2 separate regions of the Homo sapiens genome follow, and region 2 is linked to region 1. Evidence: chromatin contacts called from ENCODE Hi-C or POLR2A ChIA-PET data. All regions are on one chromosome and are shown on one strand. The core of a region is the stretch at or near the end of the contact, and the rest is flanking DNA. Distances in the headings are between cores, read along the strand shown.

Region 1 (3,380 bases), core at 723-3,222:
TCCGCCTCTGCCCCGGGCCCAGGCAGGGCAGCTACTTTATCTCAGGTGGCAGCTGGGCTGGAGGGAGGGAACAGGACGCAGATGGAAAGGGAAGAAGTGGGTGAGGGGGCAGATCTCCGCAGTTTCTCCACTCCACACCCCCCTTCCCTTTCGAAACAATCTCCACACTGCTCCCGATTGTGATTATGCCCCAGAATGTCTAGCTTCTGGTTCAACCTGAAACACTCTGTGTAGAGAGCCAGAAATGACTCCCATTTGGCAGCTGCCGTGGAGGCAGAGAGAGCAGCTGCAGGAGCTTGGCTCCACAGAATTCACCTCCACAACAAACAGGGCCATGCCTGTGGCTCACTTGGGACTGGCAGGAGGACCCTGATCCTATGTAGGTCCTATGTGCAGCAGGGGGACCGCAACACCCCAGCACAGTGGCTGCTGCCTCCACACTGTGTCTGCAAACAGATACTCCAGGATCTCAAGTGTTTCATTTTTTTTTTTTAATCCAAAAACAACTTACCATCCAACCCATTTCAGATAAGTTGGGGAGCAGTGGCGATTCCAGCTTTAATGGTTGAGTTGAAAAGGGACACCTAAGCCGGGTGCGGTGGCTCACGCCTGTAATCCCAGCACTTTGGGAGGCCGAGGCGGGTGGATCATCTGAGGTCAGAAGTTTGAGAGCAGCCTGGCCAACATGGTGAAACCCCATCTCTATTAAAAATACAAAAATTAGCTGGGCGTAGTGGCAGATGCCTGTAATCCCAGCTACTCGGGAGGCTGAGGCAGGGGAATCACTTGAATCCGGGAGGCAGAGGTTGCAGTGAGCCGAGATTGTGCCACTGCACTCCAGCCTTGGCAACAGAGCAACATTCTGTCTCCAAAAAAAAAAAAAAAAAAAAAGGAAAAGGGACACCCAAATTCATGATCAACTGTTCTCTTAACTGCACAACCTGGACTTTGCTGCTACCCAAGTTCTAAACCCTTACCCGGGGTTGGGATGAATGGACAGACGTTATTTTATTTACTTCATGTTTATATCCATTAAGGCACTGCAACTGTATTCTTCCAAAGGCTTCCCACCTGTCTTTTCATATTATTCTGTCTTCTAAAATGTCATCCCAGTGATCATCCCCTTAAAAGGTCCCCTTCAGTCTGAATTCCTTAATCCAATGAAGCTGTCTGAATCTCTCCCTTCCCTAATGCACAGAGCCCTCTCTCACTGAACTTCTCACTCTGGCAGAAGGACCGCCTGGGAGAAGTGTCACTGAGCCATCTTGGGAGTGATGAGTTGCTTAGGAACTCACATGGACACGCTGTGAAATGGAAATACATGTCTACTTGCATAGCTGTTCACTAAATACTGAGATCTGAACAGCCAGATGGTTTTAGGCTAGTTACTACAAAAGCACCTCCAAGTCAAATTCAAACAGACCACTCTAAATAGCAAGTCTATTTTCATTCATGTAGTTAATATTAAATCGCTGATCAATAATGGGTGTACATTACCCAATACCAGTGGGATGAGGGCTGGAGAGAAGACTTCACTTTTCATTTCACAGATTTAAATATCTGACGGCTGTATGATGGCTTTATTTGGAGATGAGAGAATGCCCTGGGAATCCATTAGGCAAGTGGAGAACAATACTCCCCCCAGCAGCACATTCATGGAACCCTCAGTATTACATAGCGTGAAAGGCTGACTGCATGGAGAAAGGTAAAGGGAAGTTCTTGAATCACTTCTGACTGCCTCTATTCAGCTTCTCACCCCCTTGTGGACCACATATGGGGGCACAAATGCTAAGGAGCAGTCCACAAACTGACCAGCTCCCGACTGCCATCATAACTTTAAACCATCAGTGCCCTCTACAACCATCTTCTCATCTTCCGCCACTGTCTGGGAATCCAGGGTGTTCTCAGTGCTAACCACCATCCAGATCCTTTTGGGTACTGAACCTCTCTCAACTGCACTTTCTTAGTGAGGGAAGTGGCCATACCCACCTCCTACAGGTTGTGAGGCTCAAAACCAATGTGTGTGAGAAACAGCTTATAAACCACAAGATGCTATAGAATTGGTCATTCTCTCTACCAACTTTAACACCAAGAGCCCGCACTTCCTTGCGATTATTTTCTGGTTTCACAAGTTCATATCTATTTTCAAGTGTGCTTGTATGTCTTACATAACTTTCTGTTCATAATTTTTCTGCCTCAAATAGGTTTTTGTAAACTCACTATTCCATGACAACAAACCCCCTTCCTTTTTCTGCTTACCAAACCATCCCAATTTGGCCTGCACCTTACTGCTTTCATTTTCCATTCCAATCATTCTCTCTTGTTTAAAGCCAGGGGAGGAGCGCAGGTCCCTAGTGATCACCAAGTATTATCACTCCATAGAGAAGTCTTTCCTCCATTCTCGTCCTCCTCAGACTCTAAAGAACACTGAGTATTGCTGACGACATTCGTCAGTTCACTATCATGTGACCTATCACCATGTGACCTCGAAGTTGACTTAATACCAAGTGTCCAAGATAGCACTTGTGAATCTAGTCTGCTAAATGAGACAGGCCCTTGGTTTGACATTAATCCTCTGCCTCTATCTATCCATGACCTGCTTCTCACTTATCCTCTTGCCTTCCATGACTCCTACTTACAAGTATTTTCCCTGTTTCTGTCTGCTCCTTCTCAGCCATTACCATTCCCTCCCTCCTTAGAGTTCCAAAAACAGTATTTAAAAAGGAACATTGGCCGGATGCGGTGGCTTACACCTGTAATCCCAGCACTTTCGGAGGCCGAGGCAGATGGATCACCTGAGTGATCAGATGTTCGAGTGGATCAGGAGTTCGAGAGCAGCCTGGCCAACATGGTGAAACCCTGTCTCTACTAAAAATACAAAAAAACTAACTGGGCATGGTAGCACGTGCCTGTAATCCCAGCTACTCCAGAGGTTGAGGCAGGAGAATCACCTGAACCCAGGAGGCGGAGGTCACAGTGAGCCAAGATTGTGCCACTGTACTCCAGCCTGAGAGACAGAGCGAGACTCCGTCTCAGAAAAATAAAAATAAAAAGGAACATCCATCCATGGACCTGCTCTGTTTCTGTCAATAATTTGTTGTTTCTGGTCTGCAATACCAAAACATAGTTATCATGCAGGTTACCTTCAAAATTTTCATGTCATCCACCCCATATTGAAATTATCACCAAACTTACTATTTCTCCATTCAAAATGCCTCCTGAATTAGCCTTTTCTTCTTCAGTCATCCATCACTCAACTTAAAGTCTTCATCCTCTTAAGTCTAGAGGACTATCAGAGTTTGGATCAATTTTCTCATCTCTATTTTTATTTTCTCCCTCTTTTCCTTCCTCTAGAGCCAGTAGGTTCTTAAGCTTTTTGG
Region 2 (3,326 bases), core at 244-2,743, 100 kb before region 1:
ATAGCCAGATATTGCCCAATACTGGTACCGAGGGTTTACTAGCCCTTAGCTGGTAAGGGTCCTTTCTTTCTCAGCAATTAAGTGTATAAGACTTATTCTTAACTCCCAATCACAAAAGGAGATGTTTGGTTCCGGTAGAGCTCTGGGGATGTGGTTTAGTAAACGCTTCCCTGAGGGCAAGATGATCTGACTTCATTTCTAAATGACGTTAGGATTGGAGAAGGATAATGCCCAATTTAACCTTCTCTGGGGAATTTTGAATTAGGCCTTCTGTGTTCTCTGTTATAAATACTAGAAGCATTGTAAGTATTAGCACACATGTAGAATATTTTTGACAGGAAAATATACTTTTTAAAGAATATTAGTTGCTCCTATATTTTTTTCTTTTTCTTAATTTTTTTTTGAGACAGAGTCTCACTCTGTTGCCCGGGCTGGAGTGCAGTGGCATGAACATGGCTCACTGTAGCCTCTACCTCTTGGGCTCTGTAGATTCTCCTGCCTCAGCCTCCTGAGGAGCTGGGACTACAGGTATGCACCACCATGCCCAGCTAATTTTTAAAATTTTTTTTGTAGAGAAAGAGTCTTGCTATGTTGCCCAGGCTGGTCTCAAACTCCTGGTCTTAAGCAGTGCTCCCACCTTGGCCTCTCAAGTGCTGAGATTATAGGCATGAGCCACTACACCCAGCCTCCTTTTCTTATTATGTTATATAATTATCTCTTTAAATGAGATGTCTACTGTCTTATTGCAAACATGTTCTGGAAACATTTATGACAGTTTTTGAAGCCATGTCTCTACCCAGGTGGAAGATTTTTAGGAAGCATACCCCAGTCACGACAGATTTTCTACCATCTCATCCTCTAATACCCCACTTCAGCAAATCTTGATCTTATCTAAGCCTTTATTCTATTAATCTTATGTACCTCTTATCTATCTCTACTCTTATTTTCCACCTTACTTAGCTTAGAATACATGATCCATCATTATAACTCCTCGTAAACCTTCCACTGTATTTGCCTGGCAAAATAAAAATACAGCTCAGCTAACCCTTGGAAAACACAGCATTGTGAATGGGACATTCTGGGAAGAGGTGGACTCGATAAACTGTCATGACCATTCTCTGATTTGTTACATTCAAGGCTGGCTGTGGTGATCAGCTAACACTGTGCTGCATTTTAGAGGTACTTCCCTAACTAAGCACTTTTGAGTACTTTGTGTTGAAATAGCTTTCTCTTGAAACTGGATGGTGATTTCATAAAGAATTTGAGGGAATCTTTTTAAGTTATAAATATTTTTGCAAAATCATATTCAACATGTAAAGAAATCATTGATTTGTTTGTGACACTTTAAAAAAAATTGTTTTAAAAATCCTCAGTTTCATTTCAGCATATCCCATTGGAAGGAAGTCAGAGGAAAGCAGCCCTTTGGTGGCAGGAAGCTGCTAGGGTAACTTGCCACATTCACATGAATGTGGGCAATGAGCCCTGACTGACTCAAACGGTTTATTACTCGTGACACAGCAGACACTTGCACTTCAGGTTCTGATTGTTTTCCCTTCCCTTCTTTTTTTTTTTTTTTTTTTGAGGCAGAGTCTCACTGTGTCGCCCAGGCTGGAATGCAGTGGCGCCATCTCAGCTCACTGCAACCTCCGCCTCCTGGGTTCAAGTGAAGTTCCTGCCTTAGCCTCCCGAGTAGCTGGGATTACAGGCATGTGCCAACACATCCAGCTATTTTTTTTCTTTCTTTCTTTTTTTTTTTTGTATTTTTAATAGAGATGGGGTTTTGCCATGTTGGCCAGGCTGGTCTTGAAATTCTGACCTCAAGTGATCCACCTGCCTAATCCTCCCAAAGTGCTGGGGTTACAGGCATGAGCCACTGTACCCAGCCTCCCCTTTCCCTCTTAAGTAAGTTTCATGGTGGTGGTTTATGTTTATGTCACAGCTGAGGAGCCCTGAGCTTGGGAAACCCCCAGTCTTATGAGGGGGCTAAGCAAATAGCCCCCAAGAGGCAAGACATTATAGTAGTCAGGAAACATCTGCCCTCCCACAGGGAGGGACGCACTATCTCTAGCTTCCAAGGATGTTTTCAGACATCCTCAAGAAGACTGTCTGAAACACAGGGTGTCCTAAGACATGTATAAACCTCATGGAGCATTACCTCCCAACAGAAAGAAAGTTGGTTTGGCTTTTTCTAGTAACTGTAAGGCATTCTGAAATCTAATTCTTCTACCCACTTCAACCTAAAGTAGAACTGTCAACTAGTTCTAAAAGTGTAAACAGCCAATAATTCTAAAATTCCTAAAATTCATTAGACTTTCTAAAACTAAAAATCTTTTAAAGTTAAGAATAAAAACAAGTGAAACTGTTTATGGTTTGGACAAACAGATGAGCTTTATTTGTGATTGTGTTTCTTACAAGAATCAGCAAATATATCCAGTTTCATTAAGTTTAAAAATATCGTAACATGGCATTTTTATGTTTTGAACTCAAACATATTTAAAAATGATTTTTAGGAAATTTTTTGTTGTGTAAGTAAGCAGTAATGAGCCTTTTCTGATTTTGTAGAGTATATTAGTGTCTGGCAACCTGAAATTCTTGAACTTTCAGAATCTATTTAAAATGAGCTATTAGCTGCTGATATATTTTAACCAACAGTATTCTATACAACAGAGATTTGTTAAGGAATTTATAAAGAAAACAATAGTTCATGCGGTAAAACAGTATGTCAGAAGATTTCTGGTGGTAGTAGATAAAATCTCTATTTGTGGCTGGCTGTGGTGGCTCACACCTGTAATCCCAGCACTTTGAGAGGATGAGGCAGTAGGATCACTTGAACCCAGGAATTCGAGACCAGCGTGGGCAATATAGTGAAACCTTATCTCTACAGAAAATACATAAATTAACTGGGCATGGTGCCATGTGCCTGTAGTCCCAGCTACTCAGGAGGCTGAGGTGGGAGGATCACTTGAGCCCAGGAGGTCAAGGCTGCAATGAGTGGTGATCGTTTTGCCACTGCACTCCAGCCTGGGCAAAAGAGTGAGCCCCTGTCTCAAAATCAACCCCAACAACAAACTCTATTTGTGAATAAGGATTACTGGTAGTATCCTAGTAGTAAGGATTACTAGTAGTTATCCAGCCCTAACAGTAATTTCTTTTCAGAATCTCTAGGACTGCGTAGTAAAGTGCTGAGGAAAATTGAAGAGCTCAGGACCAAGGTTAAATCCCTTTCTTCAGGAATTCCTGATGAATTTATATGTCCAATAACTAGAGAACTTATGAAAGATCCGGTCATCGCATCAGGTATGTGTGATGCTATACTAAGTTGCAGG

The links. Hi-C counts contacts between places; a loop is a spot of excess contacts on that map. ChIA-PET counts read pairs that join two places held with the same protein, here RNA polymerase II (POLR2A). Pooled maps may share reads with other maps.
Region 2: a loop to region 1 is called in a pooled map, with 2.3 times the contacts of the local background. The contact joins two enhancer-like sites. A Hi-C loop is called at or near these places in 1 of 50 pooled maps. POLR2A ChIA-PET finds 5 or more read pairs at or near these places in 4 of 52 experiments (BJ, OCI-LY7, T-cell and 1 more).

What each region holds. Positions count from the first base shown.
Region 1 is chr2:159,144,048-159,147,427 of GRCh38, reverse strand. The region is part of intron 5 of TANC1 (tetratricopeptide repeat, ankyrin repeat and coiled-coil containing 1); the gene reads right to left. Among named protein-coding and RNA genes, the nearest start is that of MIR6888, 41 kb to the left of the region's middle. RefSeq lists a silencer at 1-270 and an enhancer at 57-657. Within about 2 kb of position 1,972, at least 3 of the 41 ENCODE cell types and tissues checked have a DNase peak (open chromatin) inside an H3K27ac peak, as active enhancers do.
Region 2 is chr2:159,248,343-159,251,668 of GRCh38, reverse strand. WDSUB1 (WD repeat, sterile alpha motif and U-box domain containing 1) reads left to right here. Exons shown (of 11, transcript NM_001128212.3): 10 at 3,157-3,297. Among named protein-coding and RNA genes, the nearest start is that of WDSUB1, 37 kb to the left of the region's middle. Within about 2 kb of position 1,493, at least 23 of the 41 ENCODE cell types and tissues checked have a DNase peak (open chromatin) inside an H3K27ac peak, as active enhancers do.